3 separate regions of the Homo sapiens genome follow, and regions 1 and 2 are each linked to region 3. Evidence: chromatin loops called from intact Hi-C (ENCODE). Cell type or tissue: ascending aorta. All regions are shown on one strand. Region 1 overlaps LHFPL2 (LHFPL tetraspan subfamily member 2). Region 2 overlaps ARSB (arylsulfatase B). Region 3 overlaps LOC124900191 (a long non-coding RNA gene).

Region 1 (8,000 bases), 210 kb after region 3:
CAGTCGTAGAGCAGCGCTTCTTAAACTTTAATGTGCCTGTGAATGTGAAATGCAGATTCCGATTCAGTGGGTCTGGGTTGGGGTCTGAACTTCCACAGTTCTCACAAGCTCCTAGGTGCCACCAACGCTGCTGGTCCAGGGAGCACACTTAGAGGAGCAAGGGGCTGGAGCGCTTCTGTGATCTTCAGGGCTTTAAGGAAGACTGAAGGCGGACACACAAGGAAGTTACCCTGCTCAATTTTTGTTGAATTTGGCTGAAGCTGGAAAAAAGCCAGTGTTTGACAGCTGTTTCTTGTCATATTGTCATCCTATAACGTTTTTGCTGCATGGTGGTGGTGGCACTTATATAAGGACAAGATTACAAGTGTTGTATATTGTGATTTTACTGGTAAAAATGCATATGGCTGGGTAGAATCTGAACATTGTATAATAGACATAATGACTTAATTCAGAAAAACACAGCCCTGAGCTAGCTGATGAATAACTGAGACTGTCCTAAAATAATGGAATAGGCTTTACGAGAATTCTAAGGGCAGAAGAATGGCCCAGATGTGGAAACTGTGAGGTAAAAATCATTTTGGTCATTTAAAATTTTCATGAGGATGTAGGTAGTTTTTCCCTTTGGGGAAGAATAAAACCATTCCCTGAGAGGCCAGAGTTCTTACTGGGCTCTGTGGTCTCTTGGAGAACAAATTAGACAAGGCCATGTTTGGGAGAGAAAAAGGCCAGAACTTGTGTTGGTTCTATGAGTTGTTGAGATTTATCCCAGAGGCAAAGAGTAAGTGACACTCGCCTATTTTCTTGGAGGGCTTTCCTCTGGATGGGTCTTTTTTCTGGGCGCCCGGCCGACTGCTTGCATCTGGACAGTAGGGGCAACAGCCATTTACAGTGCCACGGCCAAGCCCCACTTGGTACGGCATCCTCCCCTCCCCAGCCCCGAAATGAGTTCTGCATCCCATTAGCTGTTTCTGATCCCCCCACTCTCCATGGGATCACGTTCAGCCACTGGGGCCTTTTTGAGACTCTCTTGCATTGGCCTGTTCTTGATATGGGCTCCTGATAAGCGTTAGTTAGCTTTGGTATGGAAGCTGTGACTGGTGGTCTTCATAGAAGAAAGGCCAGGAATACCTCTGCACAGGTGTCCCACACGCCATGTGACTCCCATGTCCCCATGGAGAATGCCTAGGTCCCCGTAGGGCATAAACAGTTATTCTGATGCTCAGAACTCTGAGACTGGGGGGCTCCCACTTGTGATTTTGATACTAACCTATAGATTGTTATGAGTTCGTGTCAGAGTCCGGCACCTGTTGTCATGTGAAATGTTGAGGTCAGGTCTGGGAGGAGCCACAGCCTGCCCTTCCCCAAGGTGTTCCCCCTGCCGTAAGGAAGCTACAGCCATGCGGCAGTGTCGGGGCTAGATAGGAGCTCCAGAGGCGCCCCCAGCCACAGGCTTGGTGGGGAGTGGGTCTCAGCCTCACCCACCTACTGCAGCATCAGCATTGGGGTGGGAGCTGAGCTAGCAGGTGGAGCAGGCTTGGGAGGAGACAGCGCTGGGGGCTGACGGTGAGGGAGGGGCCTTCTCTCTCCTGGCCCCTTTAGTGTCCCCTGGCTGCTCTGGCTTTGTGTGGCTCTGGTGGGAGAGGGGGTCCTAGGTCGTCTTTGCTCTCCTTTATTCCTCCCCTCACACTAGCCATCGTGGACAATCCCCTCTTCCCTTTGGGAGGCACTGAGAGATGAGGCAGGCAGCAGGGGGTGAGATGGGAAGGGAGGCAGCTCCAGATCTGGGGAATCTGAGGGGGGTCTGTCTGTCAGTGTCTGTGTCTGTCCTCCCTGATTTGCTCAGGGAGGAGGTGGGTGGAAGGCCAGGACCCTGCCTACGTGGGCGCTCAGCGTAGTGCCAGTTCAGGACTGTCCGTGCAGCCCCTCGGCAAATGGCCTGCTCTGGCGACACCACTCCTTGATGTCTGACCCTGTGGCGTGGCTTGGGGTTCAGATGAAGCCTCATTTCCTCTTGTGGGATTCAGAGGAAGAAAATGTAATGGAACCAGTTCTAGAACACTAGAAAATGGGCTTTCTCTCCTCCTAAGAAGTCGTTGGGTTTTTTCCGTACATTCCAACAAACTTGTTCAGCTTATGACAAAATGCCATTAAAGCTTTTAAGTTTTTGCCGTCAACTTACAGTAGAGGGCAAAAAATAATATTCTAAGATCTGCAAAGCTGAAGTTGAGGCGGCCGTGTGACTTTGGCAGTGTTTCTCCCCAGGCCTTGCCCCTGCCTCTACCCGCTCCCACACATGTTGGCAGGTCCGGGGAGTTTTGCCAGGACGGCAAGGTGGCTGGAAGTGGAGGAGCTTGCTGTGATTTCATGGCACCATTTGCTGTTGATGGGGCCTCCTGACAAAACACTGCCTGTTTGGGCTGAGAAGGCCCTGGGCCTTCGGTGACGGACTGGAAGCCAAAGCTAAAGCCATTGCTTCCCTCAAGGACCTGGAGCCGCTTCAGTGACATGGGAAGGAGGGAAGATGGGCCCTACGTCTGGAGTTCCACTGTTCTGTTCCTATTTTGCTTTGAGTCAGGAAAAGAAAACCCAGCAGTCACAAGGCACCAGAGTGAGTCAGCGCTGGGGAGGGCGGTGGAGGCCGCGGAATGGGGGAGTCATAGACACGGGTGCTGTGAGGGTCCTGCAGCCGCTCCCTTGCTCACAGCCCTGTCCTTTGTGGGGGAGCCTGCTACGGCCCTGGAAGAGCAGTGCAGCCTGCTCGAGGACACACGGCTGGAGGCAGAGCAGCTCCCTGGACTCCCGGCCATTTCTCCCTCTCGGCGTCATGGTGATTCCCAGGAGGCCTGTGCTTCCTGTCCTCTCTGTGGAGCACACTGCGGGGCCCAGGCCCAGGGGCCGCCTCTCCTGTTCTCTCGACCTACGGCTCCTGAGAGCCCCCTCTGCTGTCCCTCCAGGAGGGACTCCAGGGGACTGTACAGCCAGGTCTCTGGACCCCTGAGAGCCTCCGACATGTACCCTCCTGGGGCAGTGGGTCCAGCCTTGTTGTTGTCATATCCCTCCTCTCCCTGCCCCAGCATCGGTGATTGGATGTGTCTCCTTGCTGGGCCTTCCTGTGGAGCCCTGCTCTCCTGAGTGGTCCGGGAAGGTCGCACGAAGCTCCTCCCTGGAGCATTTGGCATCTCTGCTGGGCTGCAGGAGGGCTCAGGCCTCCACTCCTCTGTTGTACTAATAGCATCTCTGGCATCTTTTTTCTTTCTTAGAGCAATGGTTTAAAACCCGAGGCAGGGCCTGTAGATTTGGAGGGGAGTGGTGGACCTCAGGTTTAAAAAATTCAATAAAACAGCTTCAGTTCTGGGAATGAAAAGCAACAATTTCAGGTGTTGATAAATGCTTGGCAGAGTTCTTTTTCTCTTTTCAGAGCTGATCCTGCAGATGAGGTTTTGGCACATGGCTTATGACTTAGCCCCTACAAGCAGGCAGAAATGTAAATGATGCTTGCTTTTCTTCTGCTTAAAAGGGTGCTCTGACCAGATTATAAACCTTTAGTTCAAGCACTGACATTGTTCTAGCCATAGAGGGCGTTTTTCCCTCTGTCTTTCATTCAAGGTGATAGAAGAGCTGTGCTTATACTTACCTTTTCCATAGCATCCTACACCGCCCATCCCCTACTCTCACAGCGTGAACAGGACTTTTACAAACTAATACTTGTTTATTACCATTTCTTCTCATATGCATTTGTCATAAGTCTTCTAAGGAATTTCACCAGGCAGCACTTTGTTCATATGGTTGGCATTACTCTCATACCTAATAGATAGAACAGAGCTTCATTTCTTTAAAAACATCTTACGGTGAAGGCTCAATGTTCAGTGCTCCTCAGCCTCTATCTTCATATAGTGATGTTTCTCTTTTATTGGGAGCAGTATCAGGAATGGGGGAGATATCTTCTGGAATCTTGGTTTGTGAAAAGCTGACGGCACTGACCTGGACCTAAGGAATTAGTTTTCACCCCCGTAGAGCAGTAAATCCTTAGCATCCTGAGGAGGCAGAGGGTTTGGTCTACTCGGCCACATCGGTAAGGCTGTGAGTGGACTCAGAGAGGGAGAGGAGAGAGGACAAGAGATGGTCCCTGAAGTCAGTGGCCACCGCCCAGTCTGCAGCACGACAGGGTTGTTGGCACCACGGGCCTCACTCGGTGTGTCCCTTTGTCCACGTGCAGCAGGCCCACGTGCTGTCAGCCTGGCTCACCATTGGGGAAAACATTTCTAATCCCTGCCCCTCCCTGATTTTTGCCTCTGACATTACTTGAAAGGCAAGTGAAATGATCATGGTAATAGTAAACTGACCCTAGAATTGTCAGGGTGAAAAGGCTGGTGTTTTGGTTAATAAGATGGAAAAAGTGGCATCTCGGTGGCATTTCTCTAGAACAGCCCCATTTAAATGACGGTGATGGTTTTATTATTCAGTTTTTTAAAAAAGGATTCATAGTATCTCAGTGAAGAACTGCATGTATCAGTTATTAACTGAAACCTAATGATGGTGCTTTAAACAAATTAAAAGTTTTGTTGTTTCCAGGTAACAGAAGAGATCCCGAAGCAGGTGGACTACGGTGTTAGCTTCATGATGTCATCAGGGCCCCAGGCTCTTTCTGTCTTTCTGCTTCATCATCAATAGCACAGGACTTTCATTCCCTAAGTCCCCCATGGCTGTAGGATGACCACAGGAGGCTTTATGGCCACATCTCTTAGCAGGAGAAAAGCCAAGGTCAAAGCTGAGTCAGGGTTAGGTGCAATGGCTCATGTCTGTAGTCCCAGGACTTTAGGAGGCCAAGGCAGGTGGATCGCTTGAGCCCAGGAGTTCGAGATGAGCTTGGGCAACATGGCAAAACCCCATCTCTACTAAAAATACAAAAATTAGGCTGGGCGCAGTGGCTCACACCTGTAATCCCAGCACTTTGGGAGGCTGAGCCGGGTGGATCATTTGAGGTCAGGAATCCGAGACCAGCCTGGCCAACATGGTGAAACCCCATTTCTACTAAAAATACAAAATTAGCTGGGTGTGGTGGCACGTGCCTGTAATTCCAGTTACTCAGGAGGCTGAGGCAGGAGAATCACTTGAACCTGAGAGGTGGAGGTTGCAGTGAGCCAAGATTGTGCCACTGTACTCCAGCCTGGGTGACAGAGTGAGACTCTGTCTCAAAAAAAAAAAAAAATTAGCCGGGCATGGTGGTGCTGCTTGTACTCCCAGCTACACAGGAGGCTGAGGTAGGAGGATCGCTTGAGCCCAGGAGGCAGAGGTTGCAGTGAGCCGAGATCATACCACTTGTGCTCCAGCTTGAGAGACAGATCGAGACCCTGTCTCAAGAAAGAAGCTGAGTCAGATCCCTTTTAAGAGCTTTCACAGAAGTCCATCCCCATCTCATTGGCCACTGTATCTGCAGAGGAGGTTGAGAAATGTAGGCTTTTGAGCCGGGCCCATTGCTACCCCATCAAGTAGGGTTTTATTCAGGGCCAGGACTGAGGTGGGGTGAGTAAGACATTCACCTTTGGTGCATAATTTAAGGGGGCACCAAGAAACTCAATCGTCAAGGTAAAGAATGTTTTATTTCAGTATAGCAGTGCCATAGTGGAACCTGAGGCAAAAAGAAAGGAATGCTGATGCTATCTTTATTTTAAAAATTGATGTTTTGTTCATTGTGAATTTTTTTTTTTTTTTTTTTTGAGATGGAGTTTTGCTCTTGTTGCCCAGCCTGGAGTGAGTGCAGTGGCACGATCTGTGCTCACCACAACCTCTGCCTCGTGGATTCAAGCGATTCTCCTGCCTCAGCCTCCCCAGTAGCTGGGATTACTGGCATGCACCACCATGCCCGGCTAATTTTGTATTTTAAGTAGAGACGGGGTTTCTCCATGTTGATCAGGCTGGTCTCGAACTCCCGACCTCAGGTGATCCGCCTGCCTCAGCCTCCCAAAGTGCTGGGATTATAGGCGTGAGCCACCATGCCCGGCTCATTGTGAATTTTTAAATTTTGATTTTAAGAATATTGTATAATAAAATATTATTTATCATGATTAAACCATTTTGCACCCCCTTAAATTTTGTGCCTCTGCTGAGTCCTACTCTATGCCAGGCCTGGCCATAGGTTCTGTTAATGAAGAAGGGGAGAATGGGTATTGGGTAGGAACCTAGCAGTCTCTGCCAAAGAAATGTTACCCTCTGCTTACTCAAATCCTTGCATTGCTGGTGATGAAATGAGTAAACTTGTAGTTGAAGGGACACCGTTGTCAAGGCAGGGGCTATGGGGCATTCTTTCTGCCACCCAATACCTGATAAGAAACAATCCTAATCCTTCTAGAATAAATGGGCAGTCATATCTTCATATTTGCATATGGAATTCTCTGGCAGGTACAGGTGTTGTTGGTGACCAAGGATGAGTCTGTGTGGTCAGAGTCTTATGATCAGTTTGGGTTCCATGTTATAAAAGTGATTAATAAGGCCTGACCCAATAGGTACAGAGTCAGCAGCCATGGAGCATGGAACTTCTGGGAAGAACCACTGACTCACAAGGCCTTATCAGTTGCTGTAGAACTCAGGGCAAATGACCTCACTCCATGATGGACGCTTTGAGGAAGGGAATAAATGAATAAATACATCATATCTAGGGAGAACTCACTCCCCAGCACCCTGTTCCGTGTGTAGACAAATCTCTTGGGATGACTGTTTATGGTTCAGCCTGATTTCATGTGAACCTTCTTAGTGGTTATGCTTCTACAAGAAGTATTAGAGAAACAGTAGACTAAAGCCACATGTATATGTGAAACCAAAAATGGTTAATTTTCTGTTTTTAAATACTAATGGTATAATTTGATTATTAGAGACATGGGTTAGAATTTTTTCATTATTTTTAACAGTCACTTGGTATTTCAGAGAAACTCATTTTTTAAATTAAAAAATTAAAAATTTAAAAAAATTATTTGCAATTTTGAAAAAATTTTACTGATGATGTTTAGCTATGAATTGGAATGTCCTTGAGTAATTTACTAAAAATAATGTGCCTGATGGATCTTATGGCTTAACTTGGCATGGGCAAAATGGCATTTGCCCAATCTTCTGTTCTGGGAACTAGTTTATTTTCTCTCCCTTCTTCCAGTTTCCACAAATTTGGTCTTGCAGGTAGATTTTATTGTAATTTTTAAAATAAGTTGTAAATCAGTTAATACCTGAAATAAAAAGACAAGTGCTGTTGGAAGAGTTGGTACATTCATGAGCCTGATTTTTGCAAAGATATTAAAAAACATTTTGTGGGTATGATTCACACCCTGATGCTTTTATAAATTCTTGCATTGCACAAATTTATGATTCAGTCTGTCAGATGATTTCCTTCCTTGAGACTCTCTAATATTGCAAAAATTCAGTGATTTGTTTCACAAATTCTTTCATCTGTCTCGTCATGTAATGCTTTCTGTTCTTAAAGCTGTGAGCATTTTCTTTTTTTTTTTTGAGACGGAGTCTCGCTCTGTCGCCCAGGCCGGACTGCGGACTGCAGTGGCGCAATCTCGGCTCACTGCAAGCTCCGCTTCCCGTATGCTACATGCCAGCCTTGCTGCGTGGCCTGGCTCCATCCTGCACCAACCCCCTGTTACTGCTAGGCTGCAAAATGCTTTCCAGGGGCAATGTGTGGCTTCATGCTTCAGGGAAAAGTGTTATACTTTCTCTCTGCTTTTCAACCTTTCACAGGAATACTGTGACAGTAAAGCGAGGTCATCAGTAAGAGTCCTTTTCAGTTCTTATGAAGGCAGTTGCTACAGGATTCCAGGTGTTGGTCTGCGCAAACTTTTAATTCTTATTATTTATTTAGAAATAGGTCCTCACTCTGTTGCTCAGGCTGGAGTGTAGTGGCACAATCATCGCTCACTGCAGCCTTGAACCCCTGGGCTCAAGTGATCCTCCCACCTCAGCCTCCTGTGTAGCTGGGACTACAGGCGCATGCCACCATGTCTGGCTAA
Region 2 (8,000 bases), 84 kb before region 3:
AGTCAGGATTTTTTTCATGGTCACATGCACATGGTAGGTTGTGGCTTGGATACTAACAGTAAAAATACTCAAAGATCGGCACAAAATATTGATACACGTACACATTCATAGAGAAACATGCACACACACCAGGGGTCACCAAATCTCTCATAGATCAGGAGATTCACCATTCTGCAGTAAAGCATAAAGTCTCAAGGATGCATACGTAAATTATACCATTAGGATGACTACAATTTAAAAAATGAAAGAAAGAAAAGGAGAGAGAGTGGAAAAAGGAAGGAAGGGAGGGAGGGAGGGAGGGGAAAATAAGAATTGTTGAGGATGTAGAGAAATTGGAACCCTTATTCACTGTTAATGGGAAAGTAAAATAATGTAGCCTCTATGGACAATAACATTGTGTGATTACTCAAAATATTAAAAATAGAATTATCATAGGATCCAGCAATCCCACTTCTGAGTATATACCTAAAAGAATTAAAAGCAGGGGCTTGAACAGGTATTTGTACACTCATGTTTGTAGCAGCATTACTCAGCATTACTCAGAACAGCCAAAAGGTAGTAGCAACCCAAATGTCCATCAGTGAATGGATGAATAAACAAAATGTGGCATATATATATATATATATATATATATATATATATATATACACATATATATACCATGAAATAGTATCCAGCACTAACAGTGAAAGAAATTCTAATACATGCTACAACATGGATGAACCTTAAAGACATTATGCTAAGCAAGTCACAAAAGGAAAAACTATATGACTCCACTTACATGAGGTACCTAAAGTGGTCAGATTCATAGGGACAGAAAATAGAATGGTGGTTGCCTGAGGTTGTGGGGAGGGGAGAATGGGGCATGATTGTTGAGTGGGTGTAGAGATGGATGGTGATGATGACAGCATAACAACGTGAATGTATTTAATGCCACTGGACCATACAATTAAAAGTGGTTAGGATAGTAAATTTTATGTTGTTTGTATTTTACCACAATTTAAAAATATAAAAAATAAATAAAACGTAACTTTCCCTCCTTCCAAAACTGAAGAGAAACTGCATGAGAATAGGGTCTCTATCTTTTTCATTTACTGCCATATGCACAGTAAGGTCTCCGTAGCACAGAACCTAACATCGTAGTAAGTTGTTGGGTTAATATCAGTAAATATCTGCTAATGAATGATAAACAGATCAACCTGTCAAAGTCATTGTTTTATTGTCTTACAGCCTTTCCTGAGCCTAAAAGTACCTCCAGATGGCCACTTATACTCCTTTTAAACCCCAAACCTACCTTTTGTGCCTAAGTAAAAATAACTTAGAAGCTACAAGTCACTTATTAAGTTGTAATTGACATTATATACAGATGTTTGAAACTGTTCATTCAGCTTCTAAGTGCCCACCCTCATCGCTCCCTGCATTGAAAAGATCGGCCAGAAAAGATGATGTGGGATTTCCCTGCCCAACTTCATCCCTTTTCCCAGACCTCCTCAATAGACAAATAGAGATTTATAAAGCCTTTGCCTCTGGCCTGGCTCGGCCTGACTTCCCTCTGAGTCTGGGGCTCTGCCTCTTCTTGCTGTTCTGAGTTCGGTTCTGCTCCTGTTTTCTGGGATGTTCCCTCTGGTTGTTTCATCATTCACTGGTTATCTCAGTGCCCCAACCCTAGCTCTGCTTTTATCCCCTTCCTCCCTCCACTGCCTCCCAGCTTCATGACCTGTGTCAGAGTGTGGGATGTAATTGCTTTCCTGTGTGCTTTGAGGAGACTTTTTATTCATTTTTGAAGGCTTTGTTCTGAAGTAACCTTGGAAGTGCTTTGGTCTCTGTTCAGATAGTACCCTTCTCTTTTCCTTTGTTCCCTTCTGAGAAAACTCCTAAGAATTATTTATTCCTCCATGTCTTTAAAATACTTCTGTCTTCGTCCAGCAGCACAGGGTGGTCAGTGTAAGAAACCCGTGAGAGAGCCTGGGGAATAGCACCATTGAAGCTGATTAGTGGGAAAGCCTGGAAACCTCTAAAGTGGTGGGGAACAGCCATAATCCCAGGGTAGGCAAGAGGTCCTGCAGGTCTGAATTCAGCTCTACATGGTTCCAAGGAGAGCTCCAGCCCCAAATTCCACACTCCTGCAAGGCCCCAGCAAGCATGGCTCAGACCACAAGGAGAACTGCTTCAAAGGCATTATTTTGCCTGAGGAAAAACATATACACCTATCCTGCAGGTGCCGGGCTTGATCTTGGCTGTTCTGCAGTAATGATCCTGCCCCATCTGAGACCACGACTCACTTTGGAAGTCAGACGTGGCATTCTATGATGGCTGGAACACACATATCCGATCATGTAACATAGGTGTATATATTTAAAACGTACGCACACACAGGAGACACACACATTCTGCTGGTAGAAGCTTGATTATAGATGAAGGGCAGTGACAGATGTTAGCATTTTCCACCCCACCAAAGGCCAGCTCTTCAAAGTGATTCCATACAGCTTTGTTACTATTTCATTTAAAGGCCCTCTTCTCTTTAAAGTTTCTAATGAGATGTTATTTCTGCTCCTGATTATAGGGTGAAAGAACAGCCTTCTTCCCACCCTCTCCTCTCTCACACACACATTTTCTGTGGTGCAATTGCCAAATCCATGCTTGAGATCCAAGAGTCGTCCAGGTTGGAATGCTTGGAGCTGCTCCCTGTTTCCTCCTCAGAGCGACATTCAGAGCCATTTCCCAGTATTATGTTGCCATTTCCAAGATTGTTTATTCAGTAAATAAATAAACGATGATGGCCTGGGATGCATGAGGTACTGTTATAAATACTCGAGATCAGTTAAGCTAAAGCCAAACCTAAAGGTCTGGCTAAAACCCAGTCTGGAAGAGTCTGGAAGAGGGCATGGACACAGCCTCTCCCCACCCTGCTGGAAGGCTGTTGGTGGTTCCCAGCTGTCCACTAGCAAGCCCTCCTACAACGCCCACCATTCAGCACCATTGCAATGCCCTCCTTCAGTCCTGTTTATCTCCCTTGTTGCCCTGCGCCTTCTGTAGAGTTCAGTGCACATTCCTACTCCTCCGTGAAGCCCTCTCTGATTCTTTTGAACTTGAGTCCCTTGAGTTTCTCTGGAGCTTCCCAGGACGGTGAGCTCTTGCTGCCTCATAGTGCAGTATTTATATTCACGTGTTTTCCCCATCCGGAGCTATAAGGAGAGCAAGGCTTCATTGTATAGTTCTCTCGGTGTCTTATGTATAAGAGATTAATACATATTGAAAGAATGCACGCTAATAAATGAATAATTTATCATCAGCTGATTCGATTAGAATCAGTCTAATGAGAACAATAGTAATTTCATACATCATTTTCAAGGCATTTTTATTTCTTTTTGGGTCTATTAGAGAAGTAGTGACACAGAGGCATCTTTCTTTCAGCCTGAAATTAGATATTAAGCAGAATCAAGAGTTAGGGGGAATGCATGGGGCTCACCCTGCTACAGATTGCTCAGCATTGCATAGAATGCCAGAGGCTAAGGGCCCCTTGGCAGTTTGTTCACTCTTTATAATCCAAGTGAAGAAACTGAGGCACCAGGTCATGCATGCTGTTAAATATCAGAGCTGGAACTCAGGGCTGTTCAGACCCGGCATGTACATCATGTCCTACTGATTTCGCAGGTCTCATCGCTTTGTGTCCTACCCTTGTCTTGTGGGAGAAGGGCACCCAGATATGAGTTACGATCATCTCACCTATATAATAGCATGTTGATGGGACATGACTCATTTAAAGGAGGCTGGAAAAATGGGTCGAGTAGTCACATTAGCCTTGCTAGATTCACATGTAATCTGACTCTGCAGATGGTGGTAGCTTCTGCTTGTAGAGCTAGTCATGGAAGCCCTGTCAGTGCCTTGTATTCACTCCACTGGAGGGTGCTGGGGGGATGAGGGAGCTGTGTGTGGGGTGGGCAGTGTCACCTAGTAAAACAGGTAGAGTTTGGGGGTGCCAGAAAGCCCTGGGTTTTATTCAATACCAGCTCTGACTTATTTCCTGTGAGCTTGTGGGTAAGTTCTTCCAGCCATCTGTTTCATCACCTATACGTTGGGAACGATTATAACAATATCTCCTGTAAATATGTCCAAACAACAGTGAACAACAATTACATTCTGGCTGCTACGATTGGGGCAGGGTGGGAAAGTTGCACTTTTCACTTTATGTATTTCTCTAGTTTTAATTTTAAATTATGAGCACATGTGACTTCCTTAATCAGGAATAAAGCCATAAAGCTTTATTTGTGAAAACCACCTCCAAGGAGGGTTCCGGTAAGCATGGAATATCTGAAATCTGCTGGGTTCTTATAGAGTGGGAGTTGCTGCTTCCGTGCCTGCCTGTACTAGGTCAGAGCAGTTAGAATTTTGTGTCGTCTCTAGTTGCCAATATTTGTCTTTAGCAGCTCGTCAAATTTTCCTTGGTGTGGGTTGCTACATGCCCTCAATCACAGAGCCAAAACACAGATAGCTTTCTCCTTTTTAATTTTCAAAGGCTTCTAGTCTGCCCCCTCCGCTTTGGGGAGCACTAAAGTCTGTTTGGAAATGTGGCCTTTTTGATGCCAAAGGCAGTCCCACAAGCCTCGTATCCCCTCCACCCCACTTCACACAGCACATCTCAAGGAGCACGCATGAAACCTTCACTGTTAACACTTGGTGCTGGCATCCTGGCTTTCATCCCGAGAAAATACACAAACCAAACCAAATCCACAGCACTTTAAAAACACTAATTAACTCTCACCACTGGCCTAGGCTACGCAGAAATGGCAAATCCCGCTGCCCCAATTTTATGTTTGGAGAAATCAGGGTAAGCAACATTTTCTAGGGCTTCTCTGAGCCAGATCACAGAAGCTGACCTGAAGGACTTGGCCTGGCCCTGCATCTGGAGTTAGGCCATTTGATGAAGGGCCAGCTGCCTCACCAGATCCCTTCTCTACAGCACCACGTGGTTAGTGGCCCATAACTCCATTTGTACATCAGCGTTTGTTTTTTTTTCCCCAGGGTTACTTTGATGCCAAACTGTCTCATGTCCAACTGACCATTTATTTATTTGCTTACTTTTCTTTAATTCTGGTACAGCCTAGAAATTTTAGCCATAGCTTCCAAGTGTAGCCTGTTAATTATAGTTGATTAAAGGTTCTATGCTGATTTTGAATTTCAACACAAAAGCAGACTAACTTCCAAACAGTCCCTCTCAGGTCCAGTGGCTCCGCCCCTTCCGTCTTCCACCCTGGAGCCTCCCCAGGTCTGGTAAAGATTTGGTGGTGTCCAGACTCCTTTTTTCCTCTCCCAGTCTGGACCAGTCATTCTCCTACCTCAGTTCCCCAGTCTTACCATCTGTAAAGATAAATATATCCATCTTTCTTGAAAGAGTCTACCATAAAATTCTGTAAAAACATAAAACCTCATAAAATTTTAGGGAACATATCCAATGAAATTAAAATTTACAAAGTAAATCTATTTTGTAAATATTTATTGATCTTGTCAGAATTTTTAGGGGTTTTAGGGTGCTTGTGTATAAGGCTGAAATAAAACTTTTGAAAACATTTCTGGGACGTTGTTGAAAACAGACTAAACGGCCTGTTTAGTAACCCATAATGTAAGATGTTAGTAATCAGGCATTTATAGACTGAAGTCTGTTACCTCTGGCAGAAAATACCTAGGGAATGAGTATATGGCCCCTGCTTCTAAAGATTCTTTTGAATCAGAGGAAAACATATGCCCAGGAAAGGATATTAACACAGTTATAAAATAAAGTAGAACAAATGATAAGTGATATAATATAAGCAGTAAGGACAAATGAAGAAGTGACAGCATTTGGGAGTGATTAGGAAAGGTGTTCTCAAAAAGGATATCTTTAAATTTGTCCATTACTTCAACAACTTTAGTTTTATCTTTCTTGATTTTAATGTGAATGAAGGAAAAGAATATTTAACACTATTAGTTTTCTATCACTGATCAAACAAATTACCATAAACTCAATGGCTTAAAACAACCAATACTTAACCATCACTCTATTTTCGTATTTTTTGAATGTTTTCAGTTCTGTAGGTCAGAAGTCTGACATGGGTCTCACTGGACTAAATCCAGGGTACCGATTGGCAGGGCTGCAGTCCCTTCCAAAGGCTGAGGGGACATCCCATTTCCTTGCCTTTTCCTGCTTCTAGAGGCTGCCTACATTCCTTGGCCCATGGCCTCCTTCCTCCATCTTCAAAGCCAGCAATGGAAGGTTGGGTCCTTTTCTAGCACATTCTTTGAACCTGGCTTCCATCATCTCATCTTGTCTGACCTGTTCTGCCTCCTTCTTCAACTTTTCTGGACTCTTGTGATAACATTGGGCCCACCTGGATAAATAATCTAGAATCACCTCCCTATTTGAAAGTCAGCTGATTAGCAATCTTAATTCCATCTGCAGCCTGAATGCCCCTTTGCCGTGTAACCTAACATATTCACAGGTCCTGGGGATTGGGACGTGGATATCTTTAGGGGGCCATTATTCTGCTACCACAAATACCTGCTGTGTTGCCCTAGACTTCATGAAAAATACAACAAGTCGCTTATAACCTAGTTGGAGAGAACAAGAACATACAAAAAGTTAAAAGAAAATCAGATAACAGTTGAAAGCTATGGTGGTAGAGACGTTACAAGTTGTACTTAATTGTCAGATCATTTCCATGGAGTCTGATAGTTGCTATGAGAGTGAAGGAGGGCTAAAACACTCAGGCCCTCTTTCACCTCCACTGAACCTCAAAGAGTTCCTAGGTGGAAAAGACCATCAAAGGAAATAGAAAAGGCTGTGAGCAAAAGGTGTGTGAGCCTATTTGGGGGACAAAGGGGAGGCATGAAAGAAGAGATGGGAAAGCTAAACAAGGACAATATGTCACACTAAGGAGATGGGATTTCATCCTGTATGCAGCAGGGAAGCTCCTTTTGTACAAATAATAGATGGGGGGGTGGTGCAAGAAATTTTTAAAAATACAGAAAAGCTCAAAATTTTTAAAAATACACACAAAAAAAATCACCCTAAACCTATTATTCTGCTACCCAGAAATAAGCATTGTTAATATTTTGGTGGGCTTTTTCTATTTCTATTTAGGGAGAGCTTTCAACATTTCACCGTTCAGTATGATATCGATTGCAGATTTTTTTTATACTCTTTATCAGTGTAAGAAAACTCCCTCCTATTCTTAGTTTGTAGAATTTTTAAAACAGCTATTGCTGTTGTCCACAGGAAAGTCCCTTTGTGTCTGCACTATTTTAATCCCAAAATAAAGAAAAATCTGCTAATTCCACAGGTGGTTATATAGATGCTGGGGTTTCAGCACTTCCTGTTTGACCGGAAACTCTCAGTGAAGTAAAAAAAAAAAAAAATCAGAAATTGTGGAAGTTTATTTGTAGAGACTCTTGTTTTGCCGTTAGGACTGTGGGTCCCAGAATTCTTTGGAATGACAGCCCTAGTCAAAGTCTAGCCATTTCTCTCCCAATTATCCAAACAAAGGCTGGTTTAGGCACTGCCTGAAAGGACTTGATAGATGTAATCCAAGTCCCATATCCTTAAGTGCCTCAACCAAGAGGAAGTCCTGGGTGGGCCTGATTCAGTCATATGAGTAAAATATAAATTTTCCTTTGTAGGCTGGTTTTTACTAAAAATGATATTGCTGGATTATCCTTGGAATCCATCTCAGCAAAGTGTTAGAATAATCTCAAGTATAAAGGCAGGAGGGGCTGGGCACAGTGGCTCATGCTTGTAATCCCAGCACTTTGGGATGCCAAGGTGGGTGGATTGCATGAGGCCAGGAGCTCAAGACCAGCCTGGCCAACATGGCAAAACCCCGTCTTTACTAAAAAATACAAAAAAGTAGCCGGGCATGGTGGCACACACCTGTAGTCCCAGTTACTAGGGAGGCTAAGGTGGGAGGATTGCTTGAACCGGGGAGGCAGAGGTTGCAGTGAGCTGAGAGTGCACCACTGCACTCCAG
Region 3 (8,000 bases):
CAGAGCGAGACTCTGTCTCAAAAAAATAAAAATAAATAAATAAATAAATATAAATAAAATTCAAACTATATCAGAGTACAACAAACAGGGTAAGGGTAAACAGGAACGGGTGTTTTTCAAGAAATGCTTTTGGTTATATTGTATATATGAGTGTACAAAGTCAATGTAAAATGTATGTTTTACTGTGGGTTTAATTTTTTTTTAACTTAAAAGTTTAAAAAGTTTCTACTGTTTAATATAATGCATGGAACAGAAATGTCTGGAGCCTTAGAAATGGGTCACAAGTTGCTAGAGAGCTCACATGCCCGAGGGGAGAGGTGACAGTTCCTGCCAGACTGAACAACTCTGTCCACTTGTTTTCTTGCTCCAGTTGACTGTGAAGCTCATGTCTGTGGCACAGCAGTTGGGACCATGGGGTAACTAAGTGCATTGCCTTGGCTGGGAGCACTGCCAAAAACCCCTGCATGCCTGAGGGACAGACAGAATGGTATATCTGACATCTTATTAGTCTTTCTTTCTTGCCGAGAGATTGTTGTGAAAATGAATTTTGATCCTCAGACAGAAACTGGAGAGAAAACCTGGAGACAGAAAACTAAGTGTGAATATAACCCCTCCACACACACACACACACAGCACCCACATACCCACACATATGTGCAATTATTTTACTCCCTCAATACCTTAAATCAGGGACTTTGCTCTCCCTGGGACAGGACTGTGCACATGTACTGAATGGACTCTCCTGGCACTATGGTTAAAAAGCAGCTACTAACAAGTTCTAGAGACGGTTTGGAATAAACAGGCAAGTCATGGAATGCAACTTTTTGGACCACACTGCACAATAGGATGTCTATAGCAAGACTGAAAAATAATTTTACATGTGTGTGTGCAGATAGATAGAGTTTTCCAAACTAAGGGATGCTGCTGCCAGTTCTACAGGGAGTTCTTTCCATTATGCGGGATACGGAGAGTGGGTCTGTTTTTGTGTGCCCAACATCCCTTCCTGATTCTGACATCAGCATCCTCCTCCCTCCATTTCCTATGAACAATTGTTCCTGGTGGGCTACCCATTCTAATAGTGGTTCCAGTGGGACTGTTAATTACAATGTCTTGCTCCATCCCCCTGGCTTCAAAGAATAGCCCATGGGGAAGACGAGAGACCCAAGCTGGTCCAGCAAAGGTATTTCCCTAGCACATATATATATATATATGAATGAAATGGGCAAGAACTCAGTCTTTCCTAATGAGTGGCTAAGCTTGGAAGCCATAAGTTGGAGCTGTCTTTGGCCCCATTTTCTTCCAGCCAGGTGGAGAAAGACTACTGCTGCAAAAAAAGAACAAGGAATCTGGTCCCCAGTGATGTGACCAAACATAGGAAGGTGGGTGGTGTGTGTGTGTGTGTGTGTGGTTTTTGTTTGTCTTTTGCTTAAGCTAGAATAAGTTGGTTTTTGGAATTTGTACCTGGGAGAGTTTCTTCAGCACTTGTATAATAGAATGGGTCCAGGATGTAGAGTAAAAAATCCATGTTCAAATCCTAGAGCCACTTCTTATTAACTGTTTTAAAGATATCTCACTTGTCCACACCTCAATCTCATCTGTACAAGAATAATACCTATTCCTCAGAGTGCTTGTGAGGCTTAAATGAGTTATCTGCATGCAAGTGCCTTGTTTAATGATAAAATGTTGTCTAAATGTTAAACATAATTACTAATCCAAGCACCTTGCTCTTAAAAAAACAAAAAAAGTTCCCTTGTGCACCCTGCCAGTCAATCCACTCTCCCCCGGGGAACCACCACTCTGCCCCCTATCATCATAGATTGTTTCAGAAACCTAGATTTGAACCCCAGTGCTGCTCACTGTAACTGATGAATTTAAACCAAGTACCTTATTTCTCTGAGTTGCAGTTTTGTAAATGCAGTAAAATGGGTTGTTTTTTGTTTGTTTGTTTCATTTAAAGGCCAGGCTTAATGGCTCACGCTTGCAATCCCAGTGCTTCAGGAGGCTGAGGCGGGAGGGTGGCTTAAGCCCAGGAGTTTGAGGCTACAGTGAGCTATGATGGTGTGACAACACTTCAGCCTGGATGAGAGAGAAAGACCCTGTCTCTAAAAAATATTAAAATAAATAAACTTACATTGGAGGGTTGTTGCAAAGTATGCTAGGGTAGTAAGATAAGCTTTCTAATAAAGAGCCCTAACATGTAGCAAGCTAAGGAGCAAGCAGTTTATTTCTGTCACAAAACCACCCAGGATGGATGCTCTGGAATGGTGAGTGGCTTGGACACCAACTCTGATAAACAACTTGTGTTTTTTGTTTGTTCGTTTGTTTGTTTGTTTTTGAGATGGAGTCTAGCTCTGTTGCCTAGGCTGGAATACAGTGGCGTGATCTCTGCTCACTGCAACCTCCGCCTCCCAGGTTCAAGCAATTCTGCCTCAGCCTCCCGAGTAGCTGGGATTACAGGCGCCTGCCACCACACCCAGCTAATTTTTGTATTTTTAGTAGAGACGGGGTTTCACTGTGTTGGTGAGGCTGGTCTCAAACTCCTCACCTCATTTTCTGCGCACCTTGACCTCCCAAAGTGCTGGGATTACTACAAGCGTAAGCTACGAAGCCTGCCCAACTTGTGTTTTAAGACCACTCCATGTTCCACCAGCTCAGCTAACAGGAAAGGAGGAAGGAACATCAAAGAGGCAGCCTGCTTTCTAAAAGCTCTGGCTGGAGATTGGCAGGCCCTTGCTCAGCTTCCATTGGTGAAAGTGTGGTCACATGTCCTCACCTGGCTTCCAGGGTGACCGAGGAATGCAGTCCCAGGCTGGACAGCCATGTTCCAGCTACGACTCTTGGAAGAGGAGAACAGATTGTGGTGTAGAGCTACTGCATAAGGAGTAAATGAGAGAATGAGGGTAAAGAGCTTAGAATAGTCCCTGAAATGAGGTAGTAATCAAATATCAGCTGTGTTGATATTATGCATTCTCTCATGCAGTAGGAATTAGAAAAGAAAGCTTTTTCTCAAACTAGGCCACACAATGACTCTTTCAAGGAAAAATGTACTGATCTCATGATCGTATTCTGCCAGCTTCCTTGGCAGCTCTGAACGCATTTCTTAGCTCCTTTTCTCTAAAGGTCTCCATTCTTCTGCCCCAAAGAGCTTCTAAAATAATCCCTAGAGTGACAATCTTGAAAGACAGGCCATGGAGCAAGTTCAGCCTCATCTGCTGAAATGCCCCCTTATGAGATGAGCAAGAAGAGAAGACAATTAAAAGATGATAAATGGGCATCAGATTTGCTCCATTTCCCAGCCTAGTTTTGGCCTCACTATGAATTCATGCAGACCAGTGTGGAGACCCTGGGAGTTTTTTTCCTGTTAACCATGGCACTGACTACCTCCCATCCTGCTGGCAGACTTGTGGGGAGGGGGTGTGTGGTGGGCACCTGGCAAAAGAGGAGATCTGAGATTGATTGATGGGAAGCCTTCCAATGCCATAAATAATGCAGCCCTGAGTCCCATTAGCCATGGAAATTCGCAACAAGTAACTAATGAAGTCTTTAATTATGAAGCCTAGCTATTTAGTGTTCCAAGAAGGCACGGTTCCTAATAAATACTCTGGCAGAGGCCATAAGCAGGGGGTGGGCTGTGTTGTGTGGCTGGTCGAGTATATGAGAGACCACCCACAAGGCCGAGATGGCAGAGCAGCTGGAGTGTGGCTTGTTTGTGACCTCAGCAGATGGGCTGCCAAGGAAAAAAAGTTCCCGACTGCCCTTTTCCCTGCCCCTTACCCCGCCCTCTGGACCGCCCAGACGCGTGTGAGGAATTGGGCCATGGCTATGGCCAGCCCACCTGCACGCAGCTCATCCACAAACATTACCTGGCTCCTTAACGACTTGTTTTGAGCATTTCCACCAGTTAATTAATTTGCAGGTTCACCTGTTAGCTGTGAATAGGATGTGATTTCTTCCATCCTGCTTGTTACGGCTTCCAACTGTGACCATGTGCAAGCATTGCTTGGGGAAGAAAAAGTAGGAATGATTCTATCCTCTACATAGATTATGAAAAAAAAAATGGGGAAACCAGGAAGCACTTCTTATAAAAGTGCATTCAAGGTAGAGATGTCCGGTTTGGGGGGGCAAATGGATTCCCTAAGACTGTGTCCACAATACAACATAAAATGGAGGCAATTCTCCAGATCATTTGGGCTGAAATTATTTTACTGAAAGATCCAGAAAGTTGAAGCTGGGTTGCTTTTACATTTATTTTTTGTTTCTAGTCTGACTGGTCCAGAAAATTACCTCAATTTTCCAGCTCACTTCACTTGTCCGGCCAACTTACGGGGAACTCAGTTAATTGCTTTGTTCCTGACAAGGTTCAAATCTCAAGTCCAAGAAATGTGGCTTCTAGAGGCAGCCCTGGTGTGCTTGGGCCATCCCAACACTGCCTTCCCAATGACTGGAGGGCATCAGCGCTACATTGGGGTAGGTGATGGAGAGAATGCCATGTCATCTAAAAACTAAGAGCCATATAGACCCCACCATAGACTTCCAAGGGAATTATCAAAAGAAGGGAAGCCTATATTAGAAACTTTCAAAGCTCCTTCGGGTGGTATCCATGGAAACTAGAGGAAACAAAGGTAACAGGCCAGCCTTACTTCAGGTTGTGGAGGCGGCCCAGAGTGAGTCTGAGCTAATAAAGAATGCTCACTAAAGTTCCTGCACAATCTGTTGAGACACTTGCAAGCCTCGGAGCATTTTTTACTTTGGCCTGGAGCCCTCTGAATCTATTTAGCTGATGATTAATTGCAGGAAAGGTCCTGGGAAACAGATCAGGAATAGAAAGTGGTTTATATCAGAGTGATCATTAAAATTTGATCAAAAGCTAGACTTGGCTAGTTACATTTTGAAGGCATTTTCTGAGCAAGTTCTAAAAAGCAGTTCCCAGCCTTCCCCACCATGAACTCTCATTGAATTTCCAAGTAATGTTTTCGGGCAGTGCTACAAAATGGGTCAGAAAGAAGTGGAACAAAGCAGCTGAGTGGGTTGGGATCTTTTCAGGTGGTGATGTGGAGAGCAGAGCAAAAGAAGGGGTTTCAGGGATAAGGCAACTGGTGAAAAGCTTCAGAAGCATCCGCAGCAATGAGTATGATTGACTTCAATCTCTGTGTAGGAAAAAGTAGCATACAATCGATTTTGAACTTACATGTCACTTAGGTCTTATAAATTAGTAAGTCTGAAGGTTGGGATTAATAATATTTTCCCATAGCTGCAGTGCTACAAATCCTTAGTTTTAGGTGTCGCCTTAGATGACAGTTCTTCCAGAAGCCTCCCATCCATCCACCCAGGCTGCACCAAAGACTACCTCTCCTGGTGCCCCCAGCACCATATCTACCCAGGGTAACTTTATTGTACAGTTGTGAGTGTCTTTTTATATCTGCATCCCCTACTAGACTATAAGTTCATTTTGAGAGGACTTTTCAGCTCTAGCTCAGTGCTTAGTACTCATAAGTGTTTCATAAATATCTGCTGAATGAATGGAAAAATGAATAGTTGTTAAGTTTCCAGCTCTTCCAAAGAAATCTGTTTCAACAGGAGAAAAGTAAAACCCTAACTCTGATTTTTTATAGATGATATCTGTTATTCTCTGCTACCATCCTGACACAAGAATATACCCTACGTGACAATTCCTGATAGTTACATGGGTTCACACTGCTTCTGTCAGAAAAGGAATTTTGGCTTCCAATCAGGAACTCAGAACACCAAAACCATATTCATTCTGCTTCGATGCCTTTAATAAAGACAGTTGCTTTCTGCCTCCCCACCTGCTGTGGCTGGGAAAGAGGATTCTTTTCCTTTCTTTTCTGCTTATGCCCTTTCTACTTAGTATATAAAGAGGAGTATCTCCTAGGGGTTGCAGCAGAAAGGACTCGATACTCAAATTCATAAGCACAGTTCTTGTATCCCAGGGAACACCCATTAAGCAATGGATGTGTATCCTGGGAGCTGTCTGTCTGTCTCCCTCCCTCTCCCCCCCATATTAAAAAGGAGGAAAATAAATAGACCATTTTGAACTTTTATATTTCTCTTGTAATAAAATCATTAAGAATGCTCAGCTCAGTCTGTTCTTGCTCTGCACTCTCACAGCCAAAAAGAAGCAGCTATCCCCAGCCACTTTGAAAGCATCTACTACTTTTTATTTTTTTAACACTGTTTCCTTTGTGCATTCCTTAGCTTTGCTCTTGCCATCTTGCAATATACAAACACATCCCTTTCCATCTTGAGTTGCCATTTGATCAGGGAAGCTTTTGCCCTTAACTGTCTGGATTGTGGAGATTTTTAGCTACTTTATTGTTAGCTGATGTCCTTGGCAGCTGGAGTGAGGAGGTTTGAGGATAGCAAAAGTATAATAAGAAAGTAAATTATGTAGGTAAGAGGTAAAGACTGATCTGCCTTGAAGGCAACATCTATCCCATTCACGTTTTGTGAAAAATATTTATATAGTCAAATAATATAACTAGCGACTATTAATTTAACCAAAATGTGCTATAACTATCTGGGAGAATGAAGAATGGAAAGAAGGGACATACTGGGAGAAGGGGAAACATGGGAAGGTTTTAAGGAGTTAAATTTAGCTCTTCCATAGGAGAAAGTCAATACATAATGTGCAATGCTTTCAAAGCAAGGGATTACTACAAATTTTAATATGTAGCATTTTCATTCACTTCATGATTTCATTCACTTCATTCCAAAATATTTTCTAATTTCCATTTTGATTTCTTCTTTGATCCAGAGGACATTTAAAAGCATATTCTTAATTTCCATAGATAGGAAGGTTTTCTTTTCTTTTCTTTTCTTTTCTTTTCGAGACTGTGTCTCGCTCTGTTGCCCAGGCTGCAGTGCAGTGGCGCCATCTCCATTCACTGCAAGCTCTGCCTCCTGGGTTCATGCCATTCTCCTGCCTCAGCCTCCCGAGTAGCTTGGACTACAGGTGCCCGCCACCAAGCCTGGCTAATTTTTTTGTGTGTTTTTAGTAGAGACGGGGTTTCACCGTGTTAACCAGGATGGTCTCGATCTCCTGACCTCGTGATCCACCCGCCTCAGCCTCCCAAAGTGCTGGGATTACAGGCGTGAGCCACCGCGCCTGGCCGATGTGAAGGTTTTCTAGGGTTTTTTGGTACTGATTTCTTTTCATCTGCGGTGTGCAATTCTTTTCATATGCTATATAACTTCAATCCTTGGAAATTTGTTTCAACTTGCTTTATGACACAGTATGTGATCAATTTTTCTATATATATGCTTTACAAATATATGCACTGTAGTTGTTGAATGCTCCATCTTATCTCTCAAGTTATTTGGCACTTGTTGCTAAAGTGTTCTGTGTTCTTACCAATTTTTATCTGCTTGTTCTCAGTTACAAAATATGTTTTTTAAAAAATTCCCGCTAGGCTGGGCACGGTGCTGTATCACTTGAGCTTAGGAGTTCAAGACAAGCCTGGGCAACATGGGGAAACCCCATCTCTACAAAAAATACAGAAATCAGCCAGGTATGGGGGCATGTGCCTGTAGTCCCAGCTACTCGGGAAGCTGAGGTGGGAGGATGGCTTGAGCCTGGGAAGCGGAGGTTACAGTGAGCTGAGATTGCACCACTGCACTCCAGCCTGGGCAACAGAGTAAGACCCTGTCTCAAAAAAAAAAAAAAAAAAAAAAGAAGAAAAAAGAAAAAACCTCCCACTAAATCTAAATTAATATTTTTGTCTATTTTCCTGTTTAGTTCTGTTAGTTTTTGCCTTATATTATTTTGAAGATTAGATTTTTAGGTGGATACAAATTTAGAATTGTGATATCTTCCTAATAAGACGTATATTTTATCATTAAGTGTATGTTTTTGGAGATATGGTTTACTAGTAACTGATAGAAATAAGGCTATACCCACTTTGTTTTCATTGATATTTAAAATGTATTTTAAGTCCATCTCTTTACTTTAAAAAAGTATTATTATTTTACAAATAATATCT

Evidence for each region. A loop is a pair of places that touch in the nucleus more often than their neighbours do. Peaks named below come from ENCODE experiments on the same cell type or tissue, not always from the same donor. Only the 100,000 strongest peaks of a DNase experiment are listed, where the experiment ranks them.
Region 1: it touches region 3 in a loop (2.5-fold over the local background); 5 of 110 quality-filtered maps call a loop at or near these places.
Region 2: it touches region 3 in a loop (2.1-fold over the local background); 3 of 110 quality-filtered maps call a loop at or near these places.

The regions. Positions count from the first base shown.
Region 1 is chr5:78,529,137-78,537,136 of GRCh38, reverse strand. The region is part of intron 3 of LHFPL2 (LHFPL tetraspan subfamily member 2); the gene reads left to right. Among named protein-coding and RNA genes, the nearest start is that of LHFPL2, 120 kb to the left of the region's middle. RefSeq lists an enhancer at 3,678-4,177. In ascending aorta, CTCF peaks have their summits at 3,364 and 3,580; DNase peaks (open chromatin) are centred at 2,616, 3,046, 6,566, 7,578 and 1 weaker place; H3K4me3 peaks cover 944 bases; H3K27ac peaks cover 7,594 bases.
Region 2 is chr5:78,827,255-78,835,254 of GRCh38, reverse strand. All of the region lies in intron 6 of ARSB (arylsulfatase B), which reads left to right. Among named protein-coding and RNA genes, the nearest start is that of ARSB, 150 kb to the left of the region's middle. In ascending aorta, no CTCF peak of the experiment used is centred here; a DNase peak (open chromatin) is centred at 4,934; H3K27ac peaks cover 3,528 bases.
Region 3 is chr5:78,742,905-78,750,904 of GRCh38, reverse strand. All of the region lies in intron 3 of LOC124900191 (a long non-coding RNA gene), which reads left to right. Among named protein-coding and RNA genes, the nearest start is that of LHFPL2, 98 kb to the right of the region's middle. In ascending aorta, no CTCF peak of the experiment used is centred here; DNase peaks (open chromatin) are centred at 2,754, 3,091, 3,728 and 4,714; H3K27ac peaks cover 3,845 bases.